Linked DNA regions of Homo sapiens: region 2 is linked to region 1. The links are chromatin loops, found by intact Hi-C in ENCODE. Cell type or tissue: B cell. All regions are shown on one strand. Each heading gives the region's core, and the rest is flanking DNA. Links, peaks and the distances in the headings are about the cores only. Region 1 overlaps MED13L (mediator complex subunit 13L). Region 2 overlaps MED13L (mediator complex subunit 13L).

Evidence for each region. A loop is a pair of places that touch in the nucleus more often than their neighbours do. Peaks named below come from ENCODE experiments on the same cell type or tissue, not always from the same donor. Only the 100,000 strongest peaks of a DNase experiment are listed, where the experiment ranks them.
Region 2: a loop joins it to region 1, with 2.4 times the contacts of the local background. A loop is called at or near these places in 4 of 110 quality-filtered maps.

What each region holds. Positions count from the first base shown.
Region 1 is chr12:116,186,131-116,201,977 of GRCh38, reverse strand. The region is part of intron 2 of MED13L (mediator complex subunit 13L); the gene reads left to right. Among named protein-coding and RNA genes, the nearest start is that of MIR620, 45 kb to the right of the region's middle. RefSeq lists a silencer at 4,500-4,794 and an enhancer at 4,500-4,794. In B cell, for the core only: CTCF peaks have their summits at 6,504 and 6,709 (motif pointing right); DNase peaks (open chromatin) are centred at 6,157 and 6,797; H3K4me3 peaks cover 1,339 bases; H3K27ac peaks cover 4,614 bases.
Region 2 is chr12:116,255,874-116,271,720 of GRCh38, reverse strand. The region is part of intron 1 of MED13L (mediator complex subunit 13L); the gene reads left to right. Among named protein-coding and RNA genes, the nearest start is that of MED13L, 14 kb to the left of the region's middle. In B cell, for the core only: no CTCF peak of the experiment used is centred there; a DNase peak (open chromatin) is centred at 7,638; H3K27ac peaks cover 819 bases.

The DNA.
Region 1 (15,847 bases), core at 3,295-11,294:
TTTCAAATTTACAGCTTACAAAGAGAATGAAGCATATTTCTTTAATGCCATAAAAAGACTTTCATGGAGTTTTGATGATAGCTTGTTTTAACCTTGCCCTTAACCTAATTCTTTTTAGAACTTATTTTCTTACTGTATTATATTGCTCATTTTCAAGAAAAAGACATATTTGTAATGTTGGAAACTTTATAGTCTTATATGGATGGCTCTTAGGTTTTTCAGATCATTCATCCATTTGAAGACCTGCAGAAAGCTTTGGATGGTCTCCTAGAAAAAAAAGCACCCATACACGTGCTCCTAAAACTCTGTACAATTGTGGGAGGTAAAGCTCACCTGTACAGATCCCCCTGAAGCCTCCTGCCTCCTTGATGTCCTTTGCTTCACATGTGTTATTAAATGCATTAATAATGCTGCTGACTGTGCACATAAGTTACCTTTCTTTATACACAGCTTATAGATTTGTTGAATATTTGGATCACCATTTTTAAAAATCAAATGTTTTATGATGTTGATCTACATGTGTCATTTTTATTTCTCGGGGTTAATGTCTATTTTTATTCTTTTTCTCTCATCCTTGTAATTTCTTTTTTAGTTAAGGAAATGTATCCATCTCAGGGTTTCTTCATTTATTATTACAACCCTTATTTGGATGGACTTAATGACCAAAATTTATATGGTATTACAGTACATAGGCTTACCTGATCTAATCTTGTAGAAGACTTTTCTTGTATACTTCTTCGTGTAACATTTTCAAATAATATTTTCAATTTGGGATAGAGGACTTTAAAGAAAGTTAAGACTTGGGTAAAGATAGATACTCTCATATGACAACCCATGGGGGCTTTTTAAAATTATACTAGTGGATGTGTATTTTTATATTCAGTTGATCCTAGTCTTTGTACAGTCAGTTTTCTTTTACAATCTGGAATTTTGCCCATGGTTTCAAGGCCAGCATGGGTATTTACTAAGTAATCTTGAGGATGACTGTTCTTCTTTTGTAACCTGCTCTCTCCAGATCTGATCTGTATCTGTTTTAACCCAGAAGATGTGCCCTTTTGCTTACACCATCCCTCTTGTTTTAAGTTAAAAAGACAAAAGCTACCCGATCTACTATGTCATAGGAATTATTATGATATTCTCTACCTCTCTAGCCCTGTATTAAAAAAATCTAACTTGCTGCGTAGTGCTTTTATTTTATAAACTATTTTTAATCATTAAAAAATTCAAATTTATTGATTAAAATATAAATTGAGGCACAGTGAGTCTTTGAAGTCTTTGAAGTGTGCTTAGTATAGACTTAGTGTACTACTGCTGGTTTCATGCACCAGAACGCTTTGATTATTGTGTTTTTTCTCTCCTTGTGGGGTGTAGGCTCATTGAGGACAGTTTACGTACATATTCTTCTGTTAGCACTTTTAACATAGTCCCTGTCAAGTAATTCAACAATAGTTGAACAATTGCTAATTGAATGAATTCTGAAAGTTTCACAAATTAGACCTGAAAGGAAAGATTATTTTTCTCACCTGTTTTTCTTGAAGTTTCAAATTATTTTGAACTACAAATGGTATTTCACTAGTAAGTGTGAAAATTTATTGTGAATATAATTAATGTCTTGCAATGTGTGATGAGAAAGGTGGCTATAGTACACTAGATTGTTAACATTGTACAAAGTACAAAAGTTCTTTGGAAATGTTGAATGACTGCAGTGTGGCCATTATTACTTTTTTCCTGGGGTAAGAAGGAAATGCGATAATTAAAAAAAAGGCAGGGGATTGGTAGTACTTTATTAAAGAAATCTTATGTTGCTAAGATAATTTAGTCATGTAATTTTTTAAAAAACAGGCTATTTAAAATAATGTTTGCTTTTTCCTTCTTCTTCTCCTTTTTTTTTTTTTTTTGAAAAGCATCCTCCTGCCTTGGCCATCCAGAGTGCTAGGATTACAGGCATGAGCCATGGCGCCCGGACTTTTCCTCCTTTTATTTCAACCATGACAATGTATTTTGGCTCTCTGCTGATTTAAATTATATTTCGTGGAAAACAGTATGACGTCCAAAATGCTCATATAACCTTGAACTTGAAATTATTTTCCTGAGAAAATTTGTCCTTCTGACTGATGCTCTTTAGTGTATAAAGGTATTAGTTGTAATTGATTGGCTTCTTAAATGTTGGAAGTATGGTGTTAAGGCAGATAGATTTCTTTATTTCTTGAGGGGTGGAGATTAGATTTTGATACTGGACCAAAAAATGATTTTTCCTGATATAGGTTTGAATTAAAAAAAAAAAGTAGCATTTAAAAAGTATGGATTCCTGGTCTTAAAATTTGATGACTGTTTAACCAAATGGGAACTGTTTTTCTGAAAGTGCTTTAGGGCAATCAGTGCTAATGCTTTTACATGCTTACTGAAAGTAGAAACCTAGGCATTTGATCAGAGTATTTTCTAAGAGATAGAAAATGTTTAAAAGTCAGATGATAAGCTTGCATAAGCCTCAAGGGTGACACAATTTAGTATTCCTAAATAAGGACTTAGTGTTTCTTGCAGATGAGGATATTGCAATAGGAAGCTATTTGACATAAAAATAAAGTGTGCGTGAAGTGTGCTGTATCACTTTTGTGTAAACTCTCTTTTTGATTTTCTTAAGCAGAAATGGCTGAGATTGGGTTTACATAGTCTCTTAAAATCAAAGCTTGCTTTACTGCATAGAATAAAATGTGTTTCTCTGACTGACTAGTACTGTATAAAATAGCCTACCTCTCTCATGCAAAAACTGATATTGGACAGAAGATGGAAGAGACAAGATAAAAAAAATGGGACCAGAATGGAAAGGGAATCACAGAGGTGGCTAGTATTAGATTCCCAGAGCAAGGAGAAAGAACAAGCAAATAAGAACATGGTAACTTTTTCTCTAAATGGGTCAGATAGTAACCTCTACTTTATAGTCCCTAATCAGTGTGCCCACCTGTAGACATAGAAACTTTAGTGGTTCCTAGGGGCAGAGAGGGTGGGAATCAGGCCTTAAAGAGAGGCAGCAGGAGACATTAACTTTGTGTAATTGTACTCTGATGTACTAAGACTTAATGACTTAGGTTCCTTAGCATCTATATCTTTTTCCAAAGCTGCAGCTGTAATTCATTTTACTATTTCTCCTAAAGAGTGTCCATTCAGTGTTATTATTATTCATCAAATAGGTTTTGCATGCTTACTATGTGGAGGGCAAGTCATAAGATCTGTAAGAGGAATTTCTTGGATCCCTTTCTTTATGGCGCTCTTAGTCTAGGGGAGGTGTTAGAGGCAGGATGATGGACACTAAGAAAGATGTAATTATAAAACTGTTAAGTTATGGCAACATTAACTGATAGTCAGGATGCAGTGCTTCCCAGGAGAAACACTGTGCTCCTTTGACCCCATGAGTGGAGTTGTCAGAGAAGTCTCAGTGAAGAGGCACATCTAAACTTCTGTAGGGGGTCAGAGAAGAGACAGCAATTTATTCAGTTTGGGATTGATGAAAGTATTGCAAATGTAGGCGGCACTACTGCCTTTACAGAAGAGTTAGATTTCACCAGGAAAGAAGGAAGGAAAAGGTACTCTAAGCAGGAAACACAAGAAAGGCATGAAAAAAAATTTTTTTTAAAGTATGTGATATGTGTGTGGGATATGTTGAATACCCTTGGGTTGCTTGAAATAGAATTTTGTGTCAGCAGGGGAGAAAAAGGTAGGGTGAGGACAGCTTGTGATATAAGATGGATGGTACAGTTGAGACCTAAGCAGGAGGAAAAGATGAAATATTTTAAAAAGAATTTTTTTTTACATTGTAGTTCTCTGGTACTTAAAATATGTAATATATGCAGTAAAAATTATTGGGTTCTTGGTGTGTGGAAGGAAAGTAACAAATAACATCATGTTTTGGTTATCTGCCATACATAAGCACTATTGATGGTATTATTGTTAATGACTTTGTGCATTCATAGGTGTTTGCTAAATAAGTGTTCTCTGTAAAAATTTCTTTTCAATGGAAATTCTTGCTTTTATATGAACATGTTAAAATTCTTTTGGCTTTCTACAAAAGAAATGGATTGCTGGGTGATAAATGCCAATTTAAAATGTTACACTACTTTGATTAAAAAATCATAAAGAGTTGCTTTCTAATTTTCATGATTTTTAGCTAGCAGCTGGTGAGTAACTGCTTTTTTTTTTTCCTTTTTTTCTTTTTTTGAGACGGAGTTTCACTCTTATTGCCCAGGCTGGAGTGCAATGGCACAATCTCTGCTCACCACAACCTCCGAATCCTGGGTTCAATGATTCTCCTGCCTCAGCCTCCCGAGTAGCTGAAATTATAGGCATGCGCCACCATGTCCGGCTAATTTTGTATTTTTAGTAGAGATGGAGTTTCTCCATGTTGGTCAGGCTGGTCTTGAACTCCTGACCTCAGGTGATCCGCCCGCCTCGGCCTCCCAAAATGCTGGGATTACAGGGGTGAGCCACCACGCCTGGCCAAGTAACTGCTTTTGAAGCAGTTGGAGCTCCCATTTGTGTCCCAGAAGAACATCTTACTGATGAAAATAAAGTAGTGGTTGTGCTAAATGACTGAAGAATGGACAACGAGATAAAGCAGAGAACAGAGATAGAGTTCCTTATGGCAGTGGGCCAGAGTCCTACTGACATGTACAGATAACTAAAGAAAGCGTGTGCTGTGTATCTTGTGCTGTCAGATAGATGCTGACTGAACCGTGCTAGTTAGGGAGACCAGCCCTTCAGCCGAGTACACGGTTTCATCTTTGCAGTTAGGCTGCAGGACTGCTGCTGTATTTTCATCCACCGGAGCTTAATATAATTTTAAGGATTATGTGGGTGGAGGCTTAGACTAAAGTAAAGTGAGTGTGCTGTTTATCACCAGCAAAGAGTATGCTTTGTCTTGAGAGAGAGACACTGAACTGATGTTCTGTCTTATTGTTTGTGTTTTCAGACTTAATATGGTTACTGTTCAAACTACTATATATCTTTGAAAGATTCCCATTGATATGTATTCCCATCAAAAAGAATTACTAAGTATATAACTAGATATAAATGCCTTCAAATTTTGAAGACATGTCTGTCTAATGCTAAAATTAATGCACTTTTATTAATCTGATAGTGCCCCTAAAATACACAAAACTTTAACCAGCTGTATGTCTTAACTAGTTTAGATAAAACCATCAGATTCTTAAGCTATGTAGACACAGCTGGACCACCAAAAAGAGAGTTAAAATTTTATAATATAAATGCAGCCTAAATTATCAGCATTATTACTTTTCTATTTATTTTAAATTTGGAGAGAAAGGTTAAAAGATACTTCTGATTGAATAAATTGTGTTGATGGCAGTAGGTTTGCTTTTTGATTGTATATTTGGTTTTAGTTAACAAGAAATCCTGTTACTCAATTCTGTAATCTACTATTCTAGTACTCTTCTACCCCAATCACAAGTTTTATTGCCACCGTTTTGGAAAGAAAGCACTCTTATCTCATGTGTCATTTCTCTGGGTGTTAGAAACTGAATTTAAAGGACTATTAAGTTGCAGCCGAAGCCGAAGACTGGGCCAGTCAGACTTTTTTTTTTTTTGTTAATTGCACCTTACTTATTGGCCCTGTTTTCAATTTTGCTCTGTGGAAACACCCAGAGGACCTCTGTGGTGTTCTTGGGTAGCATGTATTCTGTACACAATTTGGCCCTCTAAAGTGAGGTCAACAGTAAAAAATATAATTTAAAAATTAAGCTAGATGAGTTCAACCAGTAATTTTTTTTCTTGCTACTTGAAAGTTAGATTATCCATTAGGTTATAATTTTCTTTGTTATGTTGTTGATCTGGATAATATATGATTCAGTGTAATTTTTTCTTTTCTCATTGCCTCTTTGCTTGTTCTGAAACTGCTGTTAAATATATCATTGAACCTTGTTTTCTGGCCTCCATAATATATCTTTAAAACTTCTTTGCCTCTGCAACTTTCTAGTTAAATTCTTCATTATTATTCTCTAGTTTATTAACTCCTTTTCAATTTTTACTGTTTACATTTTATCTCTTACTCAGTTTTTCATTTCCATTGCTTATTTTAAAATTATTTAAAACTTACTTTGAGTTAAAATATTCATTCTTTAGCTTTTAAATTCTTTTTCATTTCCACCTAGCCTTGTTTCACTTCTGCTTGTTGTGATTTTTTTTCCCTTTATAAAAGAAATTTTACTCTTTTATAAAGAGTAAAAGAGTGGCTCACGCCTGTAATCCCAGCACTTTGGGAGGCTGAGGTGGGTGGATCGCTTGAGGTCAGGAGTTCAAGACCAGCCTGGCCAACATGGCAAAATCCTGTCTCTACTGAAAATACAAAAATTAGCTGGTGTGGTAGCGCACACCTGTAATCTCAGCTACTTGGGAAGCTGAGGCAGGAGAATCGCTTTGAACCTGGGAGGCGGAGGTTGCAGTGAGCCGAGATTGTGCTACCCTAGCCTGGGTGACAGAGCCAGACTCTATCTCAAAAAAAGAAAAAAATTTTAAGCATACTATTTTCAGGCTTTTCTGTTTCTATTTTGTTTGAAGGGATTTTGTATTTCAGTTGCTGTGTTTTTATTCGTTTTCTTTATGTCATGGTACAGCTTTGACTGGGAAGTCCCCCCACTCCCCACAGTCCCTTCTAGTGGTTTTGCACGTATTCTTAACTGCTTCTCCCTGTTGCCCCCACCCCCACCAAGGTCTTAGATTGGCAGCAGAGGGCACTTGTCTCCCACTGATGGTAGATACACCTGCATCTTTGTTCCAGTTGGCCAGGCAGTGGGATAGTGTGGCTGAAGCCCTAGTATTCTCACTTTCCTAGGCACTCAGTTTCTGAGAAGACATACTTCCTGAAAGTCCACACAGCTTACTTACCCCCAGGCAGCTGTTAGTAGCAGTTTGTTTTCAGCCCAATTTCGGCCTCAGTCCCTTATCTTAGGTGGGCCACTTTTATTCCTGTTTCTATAGGATCTGAAACCTAGGCCTTCACTGGTTCCTTCTGAAACCAGAGCCTAGCAGCCCTATACCTTCTGCCCACTCTCTGTTACATATTTCTGTTTCATGGTGATGCTGGTCTTTTTTAGTTAGGTAGGTCTTTAAAATGTCTTCTCCAGGATTTTGCCTGTTGTTGCTTTGTATTTGAAACAGGGTGGGTTTTCAAAGCAATTTATGATGCCATCTTGATTGGAAGTTCCAGTAAATTAAAAAAATTATTTCTAGCTTATTATATTTCAGTCATATTTTATTTTTAACAAGCTTTTGATTTTTTAAACAATCTTGTGAATCTTTTCATATTCTCTAGAACATATAAATATTTCTCTTTATGCAGTTCAGCCAAAGTTTATTTAGCATTGTGGGCTTAATATTTTCGTGATGCTTTTGAATGTGGTTAAGGTGAATTTGATCAGATGGATTGAGGATTTGTAGATGAAGTAGTCCTGAATGATTTTTACTATGATTAGGAAATACCCTGTACTTAAAAAGAAGTAGGGGTGGCTGGGAGTGGTGGCTCATGCCTGTAATCCCAGCACTTTGGGAGGCGGAGGTGGGTGGCTCACCTGAGGTCGGGAGTTTGAGACCAGCCTGACCAACATGGAGAAACCCTGTCTCTACTAAAAATACAAAATTAGCTGGGCGTGGTGGTGCAAGTCTGTAATCCCAGCTACTCAGGAGGCTGAGGCAGGAGAATCGCTTAAACCCAGGAGGTGGAGGTTGCGACGAGCCGAGGTTGCACCATTGCACTCCAGGTTGGACAAAAAGAGCGAAACTCTGTCTCAAAAGAAAAAAAGAAGTAGGGGTGTGGGTATAGACAGGGTTATTTTTTTGTTTTTTGTTTTTTTAAATACCCTTCCGTCATCTTCTCTTCTTTTGTCATTTACATCTACATCTTTAAAAATTGGAGATAGGAAATATTCTGATTGAGTAAACTTATTTAGGTTCTGGTAAAGTTTTGTAAATTGCTGAAAGGCTGGAAAGTTAATTGGAGCTTTTTAATAGTGAAATTGAACTTTGTTAATGTCTTTTTGCTAACTACTTTGATCAGCTTTAATCTTTGACTAGCTTCTCATTGAGTTCATTCATAAAGGTATTTCTTAGGAGACTGATGTACAGTGATCGGTTTACTTGTGAGTTACATTCTTTGGACTGGATGTGATTCTTGATTGTGACTCCTACTATTCCCATGATGATTTCCTTTCTCTAGAGAAGCAGATATGTGGTTTTCATTTCTTTGTGCTTTTTCCTTTGATTTTGGGGACTCTGATTATTAGTAATTAGAAATTCTTACCTTTTTTTTTAAACAAAAATAGCGAGGTATTAGTGATTATTAGGAGTTTTTTTTTTCTGAGAGATTTCTACTTTACACTAAATCTTCATCTTGACCAGATTTGACAATGCATTTAGATAAACTACTTGAGAATTTTTTTGGAAATACCGAAAAATAATTAGATGACTCACATTTCAAGTACTTCTAAAACAGTAAGTTAATATGTAGACCTATTCTCAGTTGATATTTGTGCTTGAGTTTAAAGTTTAGATGTTTTGTTCCTAAGACAAAGCATGGACAATATAGTACTTCTATTACATTGAAAAATATTTTTGATTATTTCTAAAATAAATAAGCTTCAGGTTAAAAACTTAAAATTATTAAAGACAGGATTTTGCTTTGTTGTCCAAGCTGTAGTGCAGTGGCATGATCGTAGCTCACTGCAGTTGCAAACTCCTGGGCTCAAGCCATCCTCCCACTTCAGCCTCCCAAGCAGCTGTGACTACAGGAGTGAGCTACCATGCCTGCCTAATTTTTGTTTTTTTTGTTGTTGTTGTTTCTTTTTGAGAAGGCGTCTTGCTCTGTTGCCCAGGCTGGAGTGCAGTGGCATGATCTCGGCTCACTGCGAACCTCCGCCTCCCCAGTTCAGGCGATTTTCCTCTGTCAGCCCCCTGAGTAGCTGGGACTACAGGCACGTGCCACCATGCGTAAGTTTTTGTATTTTTAATAGAGACGCGGTTTCACCGTGTTAGCCAGGATGGTCTTGATTTCCTGACCTGGTGATCTGCCCGCCTCAGCCTTCCAAAGTGCTGGGATTACAGGCATGAGCCATGGCGCCCGGCCCATGCCTGCCTGATTTGTAAATTTTTTGTAGAGACAGGGTCTGCCTGTCTTGCCCAGGCTGGTCTTGAACTGCTGAACTAAAGCAGTCTTCCTGCTTTGGCCTCCCAAAGTGCTGGGATTATTGGAATATTAGAAATAAGGGTCAGGGTTGTTTTTTTAATTATTCCTTAAATTGTTCTTGTTATTGTCCTGGAAATGGAAGAGTCTTGAACTGTCCAGCTTCCTGAGTAGGTTGGTATAAAGACTTTGACATATTTATGTTTCCGGTATGTCTAATGTGACTTAAGGATGCACTGCATCCCTAGAATAAGTCCTATGATGTTACAGAGAATAAAACCTTTATACTAATAAAGTATATATTGTTAACTGAGATTTTATTTCTCTCATTAAATGTGTTTAAATGAGATTTTAAGTTTCATTTCTTATTAGCTTTGTTTTTGCATTTATATTCATATTTATTTTCTCCTGTGTTTACTCTCTTAGATTAAGCAATTAGAAATTGTGTTACATTTTTCTTCAAAACAAATATAACTAACAGATATTAGACAGTTAAATTTCCCCAACTATGTTGGCAGTTTTCAAATGTTGACATACATGCCATGACATTTGGGAGGCAAGAGAATGCTTGGCTACATAAGGGATGGGGTCTGTTCATAGAAAGGGAGATGTGGATCCAGGGCACTGGTTGTACAAAGGCAAAAGCCACCACCCTTCCGTTGCCCTGAAAGTTTATTTTATTGCTCTCTTTTAATTGTTTTAGTGGGCATTAAATCTTAAAAAAATTTAACCATTATCTGCTTTCCTAGCATTTGGATATTAATATTTTAGCACACTCATTTTAACTACATTCTATTGTCATTAAGATAATTAATACCATTTTAGGTAGAATAAAAATTAATAGTTTGTGTGTATTCTCTTCTTTGCCTTCCCTTTGATAGTTCCTCGGTGATTTGAAAATAATTTGCCTTTTTTACTTTTGATGCTATAGTACTTTTTAATTAAATGTAGATTTTTAAATTAATTAATTAATGAATTAGGGATGGAGTCCCACTGTGTTGCCCAGGCTGGTCTCCAACTCCTGGGCTCAAGTGATCCTCCCATCTCGGCCTCCCAAAGTGCTGAGATTATAGATGTGAGCCACCGGGCCTGGCAAAACGCATATTTCTATGCTCTTAAAAAAATTCTAATTTTTTAATTTGATAGTTAAAAAGAGATACATGTGGCTGGGTGCTGTGGCTCATGCCTGTAATCCTAGCACTTTGGGAGGCTGAGGTGGGTGGATTGCTTGAGGTCAGGAGTTTGAGACCAGCCTGGCCAACATGGTGAAACCCCATCTCTACTAAAACACAAAAATTACCTGGGCATGGTGGCGGGCGCCTGTAATCCCAGCCACTAGGTAGACTGAGGCAGGAGAATTGCTTGAACCCAGGGGGTGGAGGTTGCAGTAAGCCAAGATTGGGCTGCTTCACTCCAGCCTGGGTGACAGAGTGAGACTTTGCCTCAAAAACAAAAACAAAAAACACAAATAATAGATGCATGTTTAAATTCAAAGTTTGATTATTGTTACCCAGTACTGATCCTTGAGAGCACCAATGTACTTAATAAACTGTAAATAAATAATAGTTAGAAGGTAGAATTTTGTTTGAAGTATTTGACATTACTGTTACATTCCAAATACTGAAGTATTTGGAAATTACTGTTCCTTGACTGAACCAAGCAGTGATTTTCTTTTCTTTTCTTTTCTTTTTTTTTTTTTTTTGAGACAGAGTCTCGCTCTTTTGCCCAGGCTGGAGTGCAGTTGTGCAACCTCTGCTCACTGCAACCTCCGCCTCCTGGGTTCAAGCACTTCTTCTGTCTCAGCATCCCGAGTAGCTGGGACTACAGGCACGCACCACCACGCCCGACTAATTTTTGTATTTTTAGTAGAGATGGGGTTTCACCATATTGCTCAGGCTGGTCTCGAACTTCTGACCTCAGGTGATCCACCCGCCTTGGCCTCCCACGGTGCTGGGATTACAGGTATGAGCCACTGTGTGCAGCCCCAGTCCTCAAGGTAAGCAACAGAAGCATCCCAGGATAGGAAAGTCTCATACTTTGATTGACAAGGTCAAATTGTATCGTTTTCACATGTTTTTAAAAAAGTACTTGTACATCACAATTTATACTGTAATTAAAACAAGTAAACCTTTAAAAGCATGAAATGCAAAGGAGTACTTAGTTTTGATTAATTGATTTAACAAAAAGTATGAGATTGTTTGACAGGTTGCCTAAATGGTAATGTTTTGGATTGCTTCCTGAAAAAAATAGGGCTTGAAGCTGTTGATGTAAGGCATATGTTGCATAATAAGGAGGAATGTGTTTTAATTCAGATTTGATGTAGTGAGCAATTTTTCTGTATTCACAAGTTCCATACTTAACAAAAATGAACCTACTTGAAAACTATTTCAAAGCAATAATTCATTAATTTCCTTTGCAAATTTTGAGAAGGTCATGTTCAAACATCAAACATAATAATCCATAACAATCCATCAAACACAATAATCCATTGATGATTATCAAACATAATCATCCATTCATGATTTTAAAAACTCTCAGAAAAATTGTAGTGGGAGAACTTGATAAACTTGTATCTGTAAAACTTGAGAAAGAGCATCTACAAAAATCCTATAGCTAAGATTATTCTTAATGGTGAAAAACTGAATAATTTTCTTCCTAAGATCAGGAACAGGACAAGAATGTCCACTCTTGCCATTTTTATTCAATATAATACCAAAGTTCTAGCCAGTGCAGTAAGGCATAAAAAAGAAATAAAAGACATACAGATCAGAAAGAAAGAAAACTGTCCCAGTTTCCAGATAACATGACTGTTTACATGGAAGATCCCAAGGAATCTATTTAAACTTCTCCCCTCCCCCCAAAAAAACATCTAGAACTAATGAGTGAGTTCAGCAAGGTCACAGGGTACAACAAAATAAACACACAAAATCAATTGAACTTCTGTATACTAGCAATGACCATATGTACACAAAAATTAAAAATACAGAACCATTTATAATTGCTCAAAAAAACCCTTTAGGTTTAAATCTGACAAAGGTCTTATAACTCTAAAAACTACATACAGCTTTTCAACCATTGCTATTGGAGTGGTTGCACATCCATAGTCCAAACAATGTCTCCTGACCTGTCTCAAACTTTATGCAAAAGTTTATTCAAAACAAATCACAGACTGAATGGAATAAGTAAACTATAAAACTTTTGGGAAAAAGAAATCTTTGGCATCTAGGATTATAGTTCTTAGAACTGATACCAAAAGTACAATCCATAAAAAGATAAGTTGGACTTTATCAAAATTTAAAGCTTTTGTTCTGCAAGAAACCCCTGTGGGAGGAAGAAAAGATAGGCTACAGAATGGGAAAAAATATTTGCAGACCGCATGTCTGACAGAGAGCTAGTACTTGTATATATAGAGATTTCTCAACGCAAAGTATTAAAAAAAAATCCAACTAGTCCAATTAGAAGATGGGCAAAAGATACGAAGAGATATGTACACATGGCAAGTAAGCATATAAAAAGATGTTCAGCATCATTAGTTTTTACCAAAATTGCCATTTAAAACTACAGTGAACTATCATTACACACCTGACAGAATGACTAAAATGAAAAATTAGTGACAACACCAAATGCTGGAGAGGATGTTGCTGGAGGGTGTATAAAAACTGTTTGGAGTTTCTTAAAAAACAAAACATGCCAACTATCATTTAGCAGTTGTATTCCTGGATATTTATCCCAGAGAAGTGAAAACGTATGTTTGTGCAGAAACCTATACGTAATGTTTATAGCAGCTTTATTTGTAAAAGCCTAAACTGGAAACAGCCCAGGTCTCCTTCAGCAGATGAAAGGTTAAACTGTATATCCATACAATATAATACTACTGGGTAACAAAAGGAACAAAGTCTTGATATACAGTAACCTGGATAAATCTCCAGAAAATGATGCTGAGTGGAAAGTAAAATCTCAAAGGTTATATAGTGTATGATTCCATTTATGTAACGTTCTTGAAATGACAAAGATACAGCAAAATTAGTAGTTGTCGGGGTTTAGGAGGGGTGGAAGTGGGAGGAAAGTTGGTGAAACTATAAAAGGGGAACATGAGGCATCCTTGTGATGGAAATAGTCTGTATCTTGACCATATCAGTGTCAATATGCTGGTTGTGATGTTGTACTACGGTTTTGGAAGAGTTAGCATTGGGAAAACTGGGTTAAGGGTACACTGAATCTTTTGGTATTATTTCTGACAGTTGCATGTGAATCTCTGACTATCTCACACAAACTAAAACTTAATTGAAAATTAATGTAAGTGAATTACTTTTCCCCTTACTAGCTAGGGACTCATTTGCCGTTTTACCTAGCTTGTTGGCATTTGTATATATTGCTGGGTATATAAAATTTGAACTGAGATCACTCTGTTTCTGTGACTGTTTTCATTCTTTGTAAGTTGTTGAAAATTGAGGATCTTCAATGTATCCTTTAATTTTGGTGTAGATTTCTTTCCCTGTACTTTTTTACATGAATACTTATGCTCAAACTATTCAAAAACATGGTTTTAGAAATGTAAAATTGGTTTTGTTAGCCATAATATAGTTAACTTATTCCTTTATGTTTATAATTTCTTTTCAGGATTAATAATAGCAGCTGTGACATGACAGTGATTTTTTTTTTTAATAATTTGTTAATTATGTTATGTAAAATGTAATACTGGTGAGGAGCCAGTAATGTTGCACAGATTATCGTAGTCCTGAAAAACCACAAATAAATCCAATGAATGAGTGAGAAAAGTGACACTGTTGTTGGCACTCTGAAATTCTGCAGGGACTTACATTGTGGCTAAAATCAACCCTACCTTCTTGCTGTGTTCAAGAGGCTTTTCACTGATTTCTGTTGACAGGAAAAGCCTTTTTTTTTTTTTTTAACTTATAAAAGAAAAAGAAAAAAAGCAGTACCCTCCAGGCCCTGTGTATTATTAAGATCTTTTAGTAGCGAGTTGCTCTTTCTCTGGGAAATCGGCTGTTAAAGTCAGAGGGAGCTCTTAATAGTTTGCATGGTATTTGATTAAATGGAACAGTTGGATCAGTACAGATTCCAGATTTAATAGAGCAGATACTCACTTCTATACATCCCCTATGATTAGCATAGTTATATCTTCTATATTATAGAAATATAATTTTAGGATATACTCTTGTACATTATAAAATAAGCATGTTAGAGAAAACCTGATAAATTGAACTTTTGCAGAGAAAGACTTAAAAGCATATGACTAAAATATAACTTCTACATAAAACAATATGTGTCCAGCATTGTGGGATAGTTTATAGTTCTGAGGTGATCTATTAAACCATGATACTGGAAGAAATGACAATGATAGACACTGACATAGGAGCATTATTTGTGTGTCAGGCTTTGTTTAAAGCACTTTTTATGTATGAACTCATTTTATCATTACTGTGAGGTAGGGACTATACTATGATTTCCTGCTGATTGACAGGAAACTGAAGCATGGAGAGGTCAAGTAGTCTCTCAAACCAAAGAACACGTAAGTGAGAGAGGAGGGGCTCTGGCTCCATAGTCCTTGGTCTTAACCACTATTTTGTATTGACTTCCATAGAGAAAATAGCCCACATTATAGCTATGATAAAATGCAAAATTTCACTTTATAGGTAATAGCCTGGAATCGGTGAGCTGGAGTCATTAAGGCAGTTCGGCAAAAACAAAAAACATGGGGGCAAGTGTGGGTAGGAAAGTGCTAGCTGCCTGAGTACAAAGCATTGGGTATTAATAAACATGCTGTGTGCGGCATAGCAGGAAGCAGCTGTTTGGAGTTGAAGGTTTGTTTGGGAGAGCAGTAGAAAAGATGGGTTTGATTAGTTATAGAAAGAATTTTGAATGGAAAAGTGTGGACTTGGGAACACATTTTCTAGGTTGCTGTTGAGAGGAACAACAGTGGTACATTAAATATGGACTTTTAGAACTAGAGGAAATTATAAAAGTTATTATTGGATCTGTGCTCTTCAGTGTTTCTGTGTCTACCCTGTTTTGTGTTTTAGGTTTTGACCTTTTGCTCCAGCTTGTCCAGGGACAGAGTGGTGTAGTGAAACAAAAGCAGTAAACCAAGTATCACAAAGCTTGGACTTTAGTACCAGCTTTTGCACTTTCCTCACTGTAAAGATGTTGTATGGGTTACTTAACCAGTTGGGGTTTAATTTCCTTGGCTGTATAGTGGACTTAGTGTCACATGCCTACCTCAGGATTTCTGTGACAATTAAATATGATATTTTAAGGCTTCTAACTTACTGGATCTAAATAAATTATTCCTGGAAAAAAAAAGTTTGCTGTGTAATAAAGCACCTAAACAGGAATGAAAAAGCAGGTATAGAACTTCAGGTGTTTTGTCACCCTCCCTCCCCCAGTGGTGTGTGTAGGAAAACTTTGCTTCTTTCTGTAAATCTGATGTCTAATCTCTTCTGACTTTACGTTCAATCAGTTGATTATTTTCATTCAGCAGATGTGATCGGTTTGCAGGGTTCTCAGTCAAGTAGGATAGAGAAAACATGAAGATACACAACTAAATAAAATGCTATATATAAAATGATGTTTTATGCAATAATTATAGCTATGCTATGTTAATTCAGCAATTATTGCTGCTTTGGGGAAATGAGAAGGCTT
Region 2 (15,847 bases), core at 4,329-12,328, 69 kb before region 1:
GATGTATTTTGTGCAGATCTGATTTACAAACTGTTGTGTGATGTTGGCCACCAGAATTTCTGTTTTGTCATAACGTTTCTTTTTTTTTTTTTTTTGAGACGGAGTCTGGCTCTGTGGCCCAGGCTGGAGTGCAGTGGCGCGATCGCGGCTCACTGCAAGCTCCGCCTCCCGGGTTCGTGCCATTCTCCTGCCTCAGCCTCCCGGGTTCACGCCATTCTCCTGCCTCAGCCTCCCGAGTAGCTGGGACTACAGGCGCCTGCCACCATGTCTGGCTAATTTTTTTTTTGTATGTTTAGTACAGATGGGGTTTCACCATGTTAGCCAGGATGGTCTCGATCTCCTGACCTCGTGATCCTCCCGCCTCGGCCTCCCAAAGTGCTGGGATTACAGGCGTGCCTGTCATAATAACATTTCTATTTTAAGAAATTATATTTAATGTATTTCAAAGTGAGGTAGTTGGGTAGCCTAAAAGTCTGTATAGTATTCTAGCGCACACACTCACACACACACACACACGTATTTGTTTCATAAGACTTGCTTAGAGTTTCAGAATTAGCGAATCAGTATTTGTATGTGTTCTTGGAATTTAGGACATTTTCCCCCCTCTTGAGTCATTTAACTTCTTTCTGAGCTTGTTCAGATAATTTTCTTTCTTTTTTTTTTTTTTTTTTTTTTTTTTTGAGACGGAGTCTCGCTCTGTCACCAGGCTGGAGTGCAGTGGTGCGAAGTCGCCTCGCTGCAACCTCCGCCTCCTGGGTTCAAGCGATTTTCCTGCCTCAGCCTCCCGAGTAGCTGGGACTACAGGCGCGCGCCACTATGCCCAGCTAATTTTTGTATTTTTTAGTAGAGATGGGGTTTCACCATGTTGGCCAGGATGGTCTCTATCTCTTGACCTTGTGATCCGCCCGCCTCGGCCTCCCAAAGTGCTGGGATTACAGGCTCGAGCCACCGCGCCCGGCTGATAATTTTCTTTTATAGTATATATACTTTCATTGTTTATTTGAAAGATTTAAAGGTGTTAGCTTTGTTCTGTTGGGGGAATTCACTTCATTACATAGGGGAGATGATATTTCATTAATCTTAGTAAATATTAACATAAACGAATTGTAAATTCAGACTCATTTGCATGAATGAAATATGTATGCTTGCCCAATTTTTGTTTAGTATGAAGTCATGTACATCAGCGTTTTCTGTCTTTGCTTTAGTTGATAGAAAAATAGTTTAAAATTCGTGTTCCTTTACTCCCTTGTTTTATTACTGAACTTTAAGATTATCTAGCTGGGCGTGGTGGCTCAAGCCTGTAATCCCATCACTTTGCGGGGAGGCCAAGGCAGGCGGATCACGAGGTCAGGAGATTGAGACCATCCTGGCCAACATGGTGAAACCCCGTCTCTACTAAAAATAGAAAATAATTAGCTGGGTGTGGTGGTGCGCGTCTGTAGTCCCAGCTACTTGGGAGGCTGAGGCAGGGGAATCGCTTGATTCCAGGAGGCAGAGGTTTCAGTGAGCCGAGATGGTGCCACTGCACTCCAGTCTGGCGACAGAGCGAGAGTCTGTCTCAAAAAAAAAAAAAAATTATCTGTGGTATAGAATAGATTTTATCCTCACATATTAGCTGTAATAATCCTCCTTTAGGAACTCCTGTTTTTCTTGCATTTATATTAGCATGTTTTGGTTATCTTTGTTGGAGTAGAGTTGTCCTCCTTTTTTTAAGTTAATAAAGTGCTTTTTAGAATATATTTTGATTCTAGTTTGAAAAAAAAAAAGAAAACTGCCTTGTATTTTTTCATTGACTTCTTTCTAGATGACAGGAGAGTCAGTTGTGTCCAAGGCAAAATGTTATTTCATTGGCATTTCCATACTCTGGTTTACTATGTATATTTCTCAGTGTTTATTTCTCATTCTAGATGAATTGTGGTGTAGAATCTAATTAAAACTGTATTTCTACTACTTTGAAATAGCGCAGAGCCTTGGCTGACAGCTTTCTACATTTTGTACTATTTTTCAGTATAGTAAAACTCCATTACTGTTTTTCTTTTTTGTCTGTTTTGTTTTGTTTTGTTTTTGAGACAGTCTCCCTGTGTCACTAAGGCTGGAGTGCAGTGGGCTCAAGCAGTCCTCCCACCGCAGCCTCCCCAAATGTTGGGATTATTGGCATGAGCCGCTGCTCCCTGCCTCCATTACTGTTAAAGGATCCTCTTGAGTTGAGTGCATCAAAATTTCATTAGTGTCTTTTTTTTTTTTTTTTTTTTTTGCATAGTTTAAATTTGTGGCTTTAACTTTAAAAGTAGATTGGGGGGGCGGGGAGGAGGGAGAGCATCAGGAAGAATAGTTAATGGATGCTGGGCTTAATACCTAGATGATAGGCCGGGTGCGGTGCTCAGGCCTGTAATCCCAGCTCTTTGGGAGGCCGAGGCTGGCTGATCATGAGGTCAGGAGATTGAGACCATCCTGGCCAACTTGGTGAAACCCCGTCTCTACTGAAAATACAAAAAGTAGCTGGGCGTGGTGGTGTGTGCCTGTAATCCCAGCCACTTGGGAGGCTGAGACAGGAGAATCGCTTGAACTAGGGAGTTGGAGGTTGCGGTGAGCCGAGATTGTGCCACTGCACTCCAGCCTGATGACAGAACGAGACTGTCTCAAACAAAACAAAACAAAAACAACCAAAAAACCTAGGTGATGGGTTAATCTGTGCAGCGAGTCACCATGGCACATGTTTACCTATGTAACAAAACCTGCACATGTACCCCAGAACTTAAAATAAAAGTTGATGGGGAAAAAAAATTGATAGGAGAAGATAAAGCAGGAAAATATTTAAGTCTTCATTAGATCTTTTTACTTAATAATTCTTAATTTGTATTAAGTCACTGAGTTGAATGTATTTAAGACATTTGATATTAAAATTAAATTGGAGTGACAGACTTGTTTCAAATAAAATATGTAATTGTAAACAAGTTTTATGGTGGGGAGTAGAAATTTCAAAAATTGGTAATCTAAAAGGATATTAAACTGAATAAGAATTATTGTGATCTTTTCTTCTCCCTTAAAAAACATTTGACAAATTTATGAAGAAGTGTTTTTTTTTTTTTGCTGGGAGGAGGGGAGATAGGGTCTCACTATGTTGCTCAGGCGGTTTCAAACTCCTGGCCTCAAATGATCCTCCTGCCTTGGCCTCCCAAAGTACTGGGATTACAGGTGTGAGTATGAGGAAGTATTTTTGAGTATAATACAGGAGGCTTCCTCATTTCAATATTATTAAGAAGGATGATTAAATTTATCTGAACTTAATATGAGCACTAATAAGGTATTCAGAAGAGTATAATTGGTTTGACAAAAAACATTTTATGTTGACAATTCTGACTATTGAATTTTCATGCCCTAAAGAGAAATAAGGAAAAACATACATATATCTAACTGGAACATTTGGAACTAGCTCCTAGTATTTGTGCCTGCATGTAAGCCTGGCACAATGCTACTTAAGAAGTTCAAATGTTACCTCCTCTGACCACCACAGGCAGAACTAGTTACCCCCTACCTCCCTCTGTGTACCTCTGATCATCAGATGAGCTTCTGCAGGAGAGTGACCCTGTTGAAATCATCTTTGCTAGGTGCTCATTAACTATCTGTTAAGTGATGGAATTCCTGGACGATTATTCTCCATTCCTCAAGGGAGCTCTTATTGACCATTTGGGTCTTGATCACAAGTATGCTGTTTTTATTTCAGCTTATTTTGATGATTAACTCTGTGTTCTGAATATATTTTATCTAGACTGTATGTACTGTGGCTTGGTAATATTTTAGATGAATTCTAGAATTTCCTTATTAAAGACAATTCCAACTGATCATGAGACATGTTCTTACTCCTCAAAGGAATAAGAATTCATTTAGTGTTTAGATTTTCTGTAGCATAGTAGGCAACCTATAGATTTTTGAGCCTTCTGGGGATTTTGTTTGGGGGCTTGATCCAGAATTCCTTTACTTTCATTCTTTAAGCTGTATAGCAGTGCTTTTGTTCAACATTCAAAAGATTGTTTTCTATGAGCCCAGTAAAATGGGAAATAACCTGGTAGTAGGGAAACTTGAGTTGTATTAAACATTTTTACTAGTATGATCACGTAATAGTTCTGTGCCTCAGTTTCTCCTGTAAACTTGGTGTTGGAGGGCAGGAGGCGTGAAAAATCATTTTGAGTACCTTTTAAGGAAAGCGCTTTGGATGACTAGATGATGTTCTTTAGTAGGAAGAGACCTTTAGTAAATTACAACTAAAGTTATAGAGTAGCCCGAGGCAGTTAACCAGGAGATTGGAATGGTAAAATGACTTGTTTTAAGTATAGCATTTATGTTGTGTTTGTATTTTTTTCTAGGGAGCAGAGGATTAAATTGTTCTTGTGTCTTTCCTCGTAAATAAGCCAAGATTGAGAAGAAAAACTTGAAATTCATTTTTAGTTTTTAACAGTTTTTCGTTACAACCATATATGATTCACAGTTGCATGGTGTGCCTTTAATGCGCTGGGTGATTTTGCTGTACCAACTCTGAGCTATAGCTGGCTGAGATTGGGAATTGAACCGTGGCTCTTATTTGGTAGTTTAAGCTATTAATTCCTTGGCAGTTCTGGAGTGCTCTTTGAACTTTAAATAGCAGTTCTATTAACACTTTGAGATTTGTCTCAGGGAATGTCAGGAATAGTACTTAATAAATATATTTTTCTTCTTAAAGACTAAATCATGTTTTAGTTTGACACACATGTCACAACCCTTACTGTGTTTTGAACAGAGAGAACTCAGCTACTGGCTAATTTCTATTTTCTGTTTAATAATGTGGCAGTATCTAAAAATATTGTTTAGGCTTGTTGAAGGAAGGAAAGCCCTCCCACGAATCTGTAGCGTTTGTATTAGTCATGTTGAATATGAATAGTGTCTTAAGTTGTATCTAGAGGTTTAGAATTTTACATGTAGGTGGTCTCCTGTGTTCTAAAATACTAGAAAAAGTTAATTTGTAAGTTTGTTTTCACAAAAAAACTCCCATCTCTTGCTACAAATGATGGTTAGCCTATTTACCTTGTATATTGTACTTAATTAGGTCTATTATAAAACTCAAATGCTATTTATAGCAGCATTTTTGTGGGAATAAACTTATGCTTAGTGTTCTCATGTAGGGTGTCAGGAGCACCTTTTCTCTGACTTATAGTCCTGGCAGTCAGAGCGGGAGCTATAGCTCCTCTTCTAGGCCAAGGAGAGGATTGCTGTGTGGAAGAGTGTGGAGAGGTGAGGATGGCTCCCTGTGGGAAGAGCAGCAGTTTTGAAGGCAGGTTTTCCTTTCCCTGCTTGTGGGCACCCACTGCTGCTTTCTCTTTGCTGATACTAGTGGCAGGTTCTGTGATGTCATCAGGAAAAGATTCTGTATTTCTTTGCATTTTAGCACTTCCCTTCTCTTTCCTCTCCTCCTTCACTCAGCCCTGGAGACAAGCTTTCTGCTGGCTATTACGTTTGCTAAATGAGGACTTCTGAGATCCAATGGGATGAAAAGGGAATTAGGGCTGAGATTGGACGGGGTAGCCAGTAAACAAATACTTAGAAATGTTAATGTTTTGTACGCTATGTTTGAGAAATTTGAGACATGTATTTTGGAATAATGTACATCAGAAATTATTAAAATCTAGCTTGGGTTAACAAAAGGGCTAGACTGATATGCGGAAAAAAGATCTGCATGCACTATTTAATTTCTGCAGAGGGAGAGTGACATGGACCGCATAATATCTGATAATACTTTGTAGCCAGAGAAACCTGAAAGGGGAGTAATAAAACTGGATGTTGAAGGAATGGATGGATGTGGCTTGCTAGAGAAGAAGGGGAAGGGCATTCTTTGGAAGCTTGACAATTTTTAGTCTTTATTCTTGAGGATCTTTATTGAGGTGGTATGTAGGAGAACACTTCTAATTTATGGTCCTGGTTCTTGGCTTTCTTTTAAAAAACAGTACAAAGACTTATTGAAATTGAATTTTTATTAGGTGGAAAATTTGAAGTGTGGGCAGGCCAATTTAGATTAAGAAATGATGTTAAAATAATTTTCAGTTTTCTAAAATCAGTTCTGAACTTTAAAAAAAGTGCTATATTACGCAAAATGCTAATGACTAAAGTGACAAATATTTCAGAAACTGGACAGACGTGAATCTCAAATGAGCAGATGGGATATGAAACTAAAACGGGAGATAATCCAAGACGATATAGAAACTATTATGAGAAGTGAATTGAGGAAAAACAAGTGTGTTAAATGGTATTACATTTAATAATGTGTTTAAAAGCCTTTCTAGGACTGCTGTCTTACACAGACAAATTAGAATTGTTGAACTGTGTAACCCTTCATTGTTTAAATTCTGTGCATTGAAAACAAATTCGATTTTGGTTTAAGATTACTTCTTATGAAGCCTAGGCTTTTAAGTTGTGAAGGTATAGGTTATATGTGCTTTAAATAGACAATCTAATTTGCTTTCTCTGACTTAAAGGTAAAGAAATGAAATAATGGTGATTTTCAGAGACAATCGTGGTGAACCTTGAAGGGGAGAGGTGTAAGGAGTGAAAGAGAGGGAAGGTTTGCTATTTGGGCAGCTTGGTAGTTCAAATAATTACATTTGACTGTTGAGGGTAGAATCTTGGATAAGTGGGTTGAGGAGTGAATGAATGGCAAGGTAAGCCAGTACAGACACTTTTCAGTTCTATCTGTCTGTCTGTCTAATCAATCTAGAGATGGTGGTTTGATGGGCAGTGGGGTCTTGCTGTGTTACCCAGGCTGGGCTTGAACTCTGGGACTCAAGTAATCCTCTTGCCTCAGCCTCTGGAGTAGCTGGAATTTCAGGCGTGCACCATTGTGTGCAGCTTACTTTTAAGTTTGATTCAGAAGGTTGATTGTGAAGCAAGCAGGAATGGGGGAGTAGGGGAGGGTAAGAGCCTGAAAGGTAGATTTGTGTTTGTTGACTTTGGAGCATCAATAGTGGAAAGACAGAAGGAAAGATGGAAGATACAAGGAAAGTTGATAAAACAAGCCTGGCTGGAGGATGGTTATCAAAAACCCAGCCGATAGTGTTAGTGCTAGAAAAGATGAAGACACCTCTTAGAAATACAAGATGTGATGATCTAAGAAAGGAATAAGTGTGAAGGAAGTGGGAAACAATCTCAATCTTGTAACTTGAGTGTTTTTTGAGTTCAAGGATTAAAAGTAGTGAGCTTCAGGCCGAATAAACAAAATCAATTTTTAAAAATTTTAGCTAGAAATTTTCCATTTTGTTAGTTGATTGCAGCAATCATTTTATTTTTGTTACCTTCCTTTAAAGGTTTTAAAGTTACAATTTCACAAGTATAAAACTGATTTTGAACTAGACATATCAGAACTGAGATATATCTGCTGAAATGAGGAGTATTGTTCAAAGTAGGCCCCCTTGAAATGGATCAAATGATGTTGCCATTGTTTATAATTTTTTTTGTCCTTTTCCTTTGGAATTGCTTTTAGAGACAGTTTAGTTGGCTGCCCCAGAAAATCTTATTTTAAGGGTTGCCTCTTTAGTCAGTGTCTTCTCTCTTTGCAGTTTATTATTTTAGTTCTGCTTTTTGCTCTAAACTGCTGCCTAAGAGTTAACAGTTTAATACCCTTCTGATGAGGGCCTTGCTGCTGATGAGTGAAAGCCCAGGGAAAGCTCCATTTTGGGTATGTTGGCATACATACGTTGTGGATGTATGCCAGGAATTCCAGCCTTGCTTGAACCTCTGCCTTCTCAGGTTCTGAGTCTAGCGATTCAGTGTACTTTGTTTTCATACAGCTTCAGTGGAGGTGGGTTTAGCAATCCATTGATTGGCAAGACAGGATATTGGGACCAATTAAGTGGTGGTGGTATTTTTGCTTTTTGAGGATCAAGGCAAATTATCCTAAGGGTAGAGTAGAATTCTGTGTTGTGTCTTCTCTCTGTCTGACTAGCAAGAGTCAGACATCAAATTGAGGCTCATTTTAGAGCCTTGGGATATATAAATAAATGTATCCTGTTGAGATAATCTCTTAAGGTTTAAACTGAAGTTTGGTTTGTGTGATATCCAACTTCTTACCTTTGACCACTTGGTGTTGCCTTATTCATTGGAGACTGCCTAGTAAGATAGCTAGTAGCTAGCCCACACATGTTGTCTCAGTAATTTCTTCCACAGTTGGAGATTAGCACAATAGAATTTGGAATTATACTTCATAGTAGTCTGCCTGAATAGTTAGTGTGGGAGGAGGTGCAGACGACCCTTTACCTGTAGTAGGGATGTCTCTACTAGTTGTTTAGATTACAAGTTGCAGTGGCAAGTATTATTTCTGTTTTTCAATTCAGAAATATAATGAGATTTTTAGACCTTTTCTCAGTCAGTTTTACTTTTTTTGGTCTTCAGATTACATAGTTTAATTTATAATTCTTTTTTTAGTTTTTTTTACATAATAAAAGAGAATGGGAATCCTGTCAGAAAGCGTTGTGATGTAATCCTAGAGCTATAGATATTTTAGGAAAATTTAGCTACATAATAGTTATTCTAAAAAAATAAGAAAAGGTACTTCAAAAATTTTCAGATTTATGACACCTGAGCCATTTAGCATTTAGAATTTATATCAGAGCATGAATCTTCATCTTAGCAACTAAAGAGCACAAATATTTGCCTCCTGAGATACAAGTTCTTAACTAACATTTAAGTTACTAAAAACACAGTGTTCAAAGTATGTCGCTTTAACTTGAAAAGTGTAATCATCTGCACAGATTGAATCAGGTTTCATGATCCCAAATAGACTACATTCTTTAGTTGTCTACAAATTACTTGAGAGAGATATGTATGAAGATGATATTTTGTTGCTATTTGGTGATAAGGTTGTGAAACTGAGCTTTGCAACCCAGACAGATGGTGCTATTCTTGAATCTGCAAGATCCTATAACATTTAATTAAACAGCGGAATGATTCTCATGAGAATCCATAGTTTGTTATATATAAGCTAATAAGCTGACTTTAGTAAATTGTATAAATTTGATTTGAAGTAGAAGAATTACCTATTCTAGGAAACTATTCTAATGAATGTTAAGATGAGTAGCTTGTGTTAGTGGTTTATATGGTAAACTCAAGGAATATTCCAGATGGAAAAACAAGTGGGACTCACTAAGGTAGGCGTTTATCTTCTAAAGTAACTTTGATTTTGTTGCCAAACTTTCTCATATGGTAGGTGTGATATGCTGTTAAGAACCCACAGAGCTGACTTTAACAATTTCCAGAAAGCTGTGAGAAATTTAGTTATATATGTTAACACCCATTTTAGAAAATATCTATTGATTTAGATTCCTTGTAATCTATCTTATATTTTAATTTTGGAATTGAAAATAGAAATAAGTAAAACAGCCCAGTCTAGTTTTAGTATGTTATGTGAACATAACTCTTTAGCCATTTGTAAAAGTTTGAGTTTGGTGGTAATATTGTATGATGGAGATGAATGAATTTTTTAGTTATATAAATAATTATGTAAATAATACAATAACAGACCATACATTTTTAGACATCATTGCAAATATTCTTTTATTAAATTTACCTTTTCTTTAATACCTATTTTTTAATAGGTAGAAGATAATGTGATGTTTGATGGCCAATTGAAGGACATGAAGGAATTGGGAGTTAATTCTGTATGCACAGAGGAATGCCTGAACTGTTTTAAAGAGGATAATGGCATGATCAGATTTATGTTTTAGAGAGAAAACCCATGTGGGCCCTGTGGAGTATGGATTGTCATAGGGGAAAAACCAAAGGCAGGAAGAAGCTCTTAGAACAGTCTAGGTGTGAGAAATAACGCAGGGCCAGTAGGAATGGAGAGAAGGAAATAGATCGTGTAATATTTTGGAGGTAGAGTTGACAGGCTTTGGTGATCAATTATAAATATGCCATAGAACAGGAATCAGATGATAAACAGATGTTCTTGGTTTTATGGCATTTGCATTCTTGTGTATGCAAAACGGGGAGGAACAGTTGGCAATATCTATCTGCTGAAGTTGTTAAACAGTAGACTTAAGCTTTGATCACAATTGTGTATATAAGAAAGTATTCACTGAGCCTGGGTTCTTGCTTTTAAACCCTACAGAAATCAAAGTTTTAAAGCAAGGAGTAGTGAAAAGAAAGTGAAAACAAACGTTAGCACTTATAATCTGCCTGTTTCCAGAGTTTTTTTTTTTTTTTTTTTGAGACTGAGTTTCTGTTGCCCAGGCTGGAGTACAGCGGCACAATCTCGGCTCACTGCACCCTCCGCCTCTGAGGTTCAAGTGATTCTTCCACCTCAGCCTCCTGAGTAGCTGGGACTACAGGCACCCATGACCATGCCCGGCTAATTTTTGTATTTTTATAGAGACACGGGGTTTCACTGTGTTGCCCATGCTGGTCTTGAACTCTTGACCTGAAGTGATCCGCTTGCCTTGGCCTCCCAAAGTGCTGGGATTACAGGCATGAGCCACCATGCCCAGCCTACAGAAAATATTTGAGACAATAAGAGTAGGTTTTATAAGGGAAGGGAGGGGCAGAAAAAAGGTGGGGAAGATAGGAGAAGGCAAGTCTGGTGCAATGGGTAGAGTGGGGCCTTTGGCAGGTCGTGGGTAGAGACGGTGGTGATTGGAGGTGTGAATTTTGGCAGGGGAAGATTCATGCAAGTTTAGTTATAAGAAATGGGCATGGAAAAGTCCTAATAGGAAGAAAGAAAAGGTGGGCAGGGGAAGGGTAACCTAACAGCAGTTGGCTCTGTATCAGCCTTTGTTACCTAGAGCATCTACTTTTAATAGTGGTAAGCCCAGAAAGCAGATGCATTTTCCTACTGCAGATCTGCTTTGGGATATTCTCGTTTAATTTTTTACATGAAGGTTTTGTTTATATTAATTTCAAATCAGTGATATTTTTGGTAAGAGGGTGAAATAGACATTCCATCTGTTTTCCTTCATGCCTTTGTGGAAATGGCCAGATTTGGGGAACCAGTGGATAGAATAGCGGGGGCATTTGTAGAGACCACAAACCAGTGTTTATCATTGGTACTTATTGCTTGTTTTGATTTTGGTTTCTTTCAAATTTTTGTTCCTATCATTCTATTCTTTGTTTCCGTGACACTTAGCTTTCTGAGTGCACAATATTTTTTTTGTTATTGAGAGCGTAATTGTTATGCCATGTTGTATTTTTTGCCTCACATGTTGGAGAAATTTTTCCTTCCTCGTTCCATGCCTCTCTCTCCATACCCCCTTTTCCTCAGCACATTCCTGGGTTCCTCGTGTTCAGGAGTGCAACCCTGACTGTTGGACTTTATGTGCATCACCAGTGCTCAGTTAAGCGCTAAAATGGACATATGCGCTTCAGAACCTTTTGATGTAATCTCCTTGGTGTGGTGGGGACCCTTTCCAGTTGTTCTGAGTGCACTTATTGGCACAGCGTGTACTATCCATTGTAGATTGGCTGTAAATTAATTCAGCCTTCGTATGTGGGGAGGTTTTTCACTTGGCTACCCTGAAGGTAAAGAGTTGGCTTTCCCGCAGTTGTCATTTTTCTTTACTTTCTCTCCAAGTGAGGTAGTACTAATGAAATACCAAATATTTCCAAGAAATACAACTTCCAAGAAATGAAAACTGTAAAACATTTGTCCATGTTCCAGCCGCTCCATTAGATCAGATTTACCCCAATTCTTCTTCTGTTCTTGTTAATGTGCACATTTTTGTACATAGATGTAATCACAGTGTAAATAGAATTCTTTATTCAGCTGTACTCACTAACATTTCCCATGTGCTTATAATTTTCATAATTACAATTTTAGTGGAAAAGTAATTTCTTTTAAAAATTTTATACAATTTTATGTAATTAGTGTGAGCTTCAAACAGTATGGAAGTGTCTAACACAAAACATGAAGGATCCCTCCCCTCACCTTCAGGAAGGTAACTTCCAGAGGTTTAATTTGTATTATTCCAGATTTTTTTTTCTTGCTTTTGCATGTGTCAAAATTGTTTTATTAGATATTGAATAGATAAACAGAGCATGTGTAAATCACACATAAGGTAGAAAGATTCATGGTACAATGAACACCCATGTACCTAATACGCAGTTTAAGAGAAAGAACTTTTCACCACTTACGGAGTCCTGTGTGTGCTCTTCCTCTCCCATTCTCTTTTCTCTCCCTTCAGAAGTAACTCTTACTTCAATTTCATGTGTATCATTCTTTAATTTTTAAAGTTTTAATCACATATGTATTTATATGTATATTTTTACATGTTTTTGGACTTTTAATATTGAATCGTATTCTTTTGCAAACTGCCTTTAATGTTATGTTCCCACAATTCTACAGTTGTAGTTCTCGTATATCGCAGTTTATGCATTCTGTTGGTGATGGACAGATTTGTACTTAAAAAAATTACAGATAAGAAATAATTCTCCACCTTTTCCTGCAATGTGCTTTTTCCGCTTAACATTGTCTTCAAGTATTTTTATGTCAGTAAATTTAGATATAGTTTACTCATTTTTATTATGTTTTTGAGCAGTTGTATCCTGTTTCATAAGATGGATGTACTATTGTTTGTTTAACCATCAACTATGAGAAACGTTAAGATTCTTTCAATTTTTTGCTGTGTAGTACAGTTATACATTAAAATTGGAAAGCTATAGCTATAAACAGTTTAAAAAGATGTGTCAGTTTACATTTCTATGGACAATATATAATGCCTATTTTTTTCTGTCCCTGCCTGTAATGGAACTTACTCATTTTAACTTCTGCCTCTACAAAAAAAAAAAAAAACCCTCAATATTTAAATTTTCAATTTTTGGATTTCTCGTGAGATTATGAGCATCTTTTCATCTATATGGGTATCCAGATTTCTTCTGTGAGTTTATTTTTCAAGTGTTTAATCTCTAAAAAGCCTTTTTTTTTTTTTTTTTTCTGAGATGGAGTCTCACTCTGTCGCCCAGGCCGGAGTGCAGTGGTGTAATCTCGCTCAGTGCAACCTCTGCCTCCCGGGTTCAAGTGATTCTCCCGCCTCAGCCTCCTAAGTAGCTGGGACTACAAGTGCATGCCACCATGCCAGGCTAATTTTTGTATTTTTAGTAGAGACGGGGTTTCACCATGTTGACCAGGCTGGTCTCGAACTCCTGACCTGAGGTGGTCCGCCCACCTCGGCCTCCCAAAGTGCTGGGATTACAGGTGTGAGCTACCGTGTCCGGCCGTTCTTTTTCTTTTTATAATAAAATTTCCAACCACTCACTAAAAGGAATCTGTATTTCAAGTCAGACCTTTACATGTTCTCACCTCAGAGCTTTTGCTGTTTGTAAAGAGTGCTTGCTGCAGGCGTGCACTGCTTAACTACCAGCTACATGCATTTTCTCATGCTCACAAGATCCTTTTGAGGTAGAGTCTACTATTCTCATTTTTCAGATAAGAAAACTGAAACAAGAAATTTAAGTAGCTTGTCCAAGGTCACACAGGAGCTGAATCTCTTGATTCAAAGCCTGAACTTTTAACCAGTAGTACATTTGTATTTTATGTTTTTCTTTCTTCTATCTAAATTCTTTTAGGACTTCAGTGAAGCTCCTCGTAGCTATTCCAAACATTATTGGTCTCTTTCTTTTTCGAGCCTTTTGAAAATTAGCAGTGTAGACCATATAATTTAGTACAAGTGCTAAGGTAGAAATCACTGGAGCATATAGATTTGCCTGAGATTAATGGAGTGATAATACAGTTTACGTTTTTTTAAAGTTTCATCAGAGATTAATGGAGTAATATACAGCCTACAATTTCTTCCCAGAGATAGGGAAATAGATTTTTTTTTGTCTTAGACTGTTCCAAATTGAGGAATCATTTGGAAAATGAAAAATTATAAAGATAGCTTATTGTTTTGATTGATGACTGGGGCAAGGTTAAAAAACCTACATAACCATGTGATCTAAAAAATAAAAATGATCACCTCGATAAAAGTCTTTCAGTTTTTTTTAAAGTAAAAGCCAGTTATTAAAATAATGTCAAAATGATTTAGTATCACAATCATATGCTTATTTAAAAATAGACAAATAGCTTAAAAAGTAATCTCTTTTTCTGTACAGGCAGCTTGGAGGCCTGCATTTTACAACTGATTTGGTTGTCAAGGGATCTGGGCTCTTTCTGTCTTGTTACTACACTGTTCTTAGTTTATGGCATATAGTTCAAGATGGCTATTCAGACTCCAGTCATCAAGGTTGCATTCTAGGTTAGGAGGAGGTGGAAATGTGGGAAGGACACACCGTCCTTTAAGGAAACCTCCAGGAAGTTGCCTACAACACTTCTGGCCATACTTCAAGGCCTTACTTAACTGCAGGGAGGCTGGGAGATGTAGTTCTTTAAGTGGGCATGTTGTTATCCACAGCAGTGTAAAGTGTATGTTACTATGGGGGAAGGAGCCACTCATGTTTGTGTAGACAGTGCCTGCCTCGTAAATAATATACGTTTCTGTTTATAGTCTGTTACTGCAGCTGAGAAGCAAACCATCTTAATATCACTAATGAACTTCATTAAATAGTTCAATTCCCAGAAATTTCACAAGAATTCTCTTATAGTTAAGGTTAACAAATACAAATCATTTAATCAGTGTCCTGAAGTAGTCAGACATGAAAATAATTTATTTGAAAATATTGTGTATACCTCTAAACGATTTACACTTACCAGGAGATGTGCAAGATGATACTTTGGTTTTATTAAAAGTAGTTTGTTTTGGGCTGGGCACGGTGGCTCATGCCTGTAATCCCAGCACTTTGGGAGGCCGAGGTGGGCGGTCAAGAGATTGGGGCCATCTTGGCCAACATGGTGAAACCTCGTCTCTACTAAAAATACAAAAATTAGCTGGGCGAGGTGGCGCACGTCTGTAGTCCCAGCTACTCTGGAGGCTGAGGTGGGAGAATCGCTTGAACCTGGGAGGTGGAGGTTGCAGTGAGCTGAGATCAATCCACTGCACTCCAGCCTGGCAACAGAGCAAGATTCCATCTCAAAAAAAAAAAAAAAAAAAAAAGTAGTTTGTTTTCTTTGAGAGATTGTTTACATGTATTCTTCCATTAATACATACATTTCTTATTACATTTATTGAGGTATACTTTACATACAATAAAATATACTCACTTTAAGTGTACGGTTTCATAATTTTGACAAATGTGTATATCTGTGAAACCACTGAAATCAAAGTAGAGAACATTTTTATGATGCAAAAAAGTTCATACATGTCCTTTTGCAGTCAGGGTCTCCCCCTTGCCCCTCAGCCTTCCTCCCCTCCAGGCAACTACCAATCTGCTGTTACTGTAGAATCATTTTGCCCTTTCTAGAATTTTTAATAAATGGAATCATATAGTATGTAATCCTTATTTCTGGTTTCATATTATTGCTTAAGTAGGGTTTTTTTTTTTTTTTGCTAAATAGTAGTCTCTTTTTTGGATATGCCACAATTTGCTGTTGGCTGTGAAAATTAATGTACTGCTTTTTGTGTGGGACATATGTTTTTATTTCTGTAAATAACTAGGAGTTTCACTTTATAAAGAACTGCCAAACTTGCAAAAAATAAAATGTTTGTATCATTTAATATCCCATGAGTTTTATAGGAGTTCTAATTGCTCTGCATTCTTGCAGCATGTAGTACAATGAATTTTTACAAATTTCAGCCATCCTTGTGGCGTGTAGTACATGTTGTGAATCTTTTATCTAAAATGCTTGGAACCACAAGTGTTTTGGATTTTGGATTTTTTCAGATTTGGGCATATTTGCATTATACTGGCTGAGCGTCCCTACTCTGAAAATTTAAAATTTGGAATTTCCTTTGAGTGTCATGTT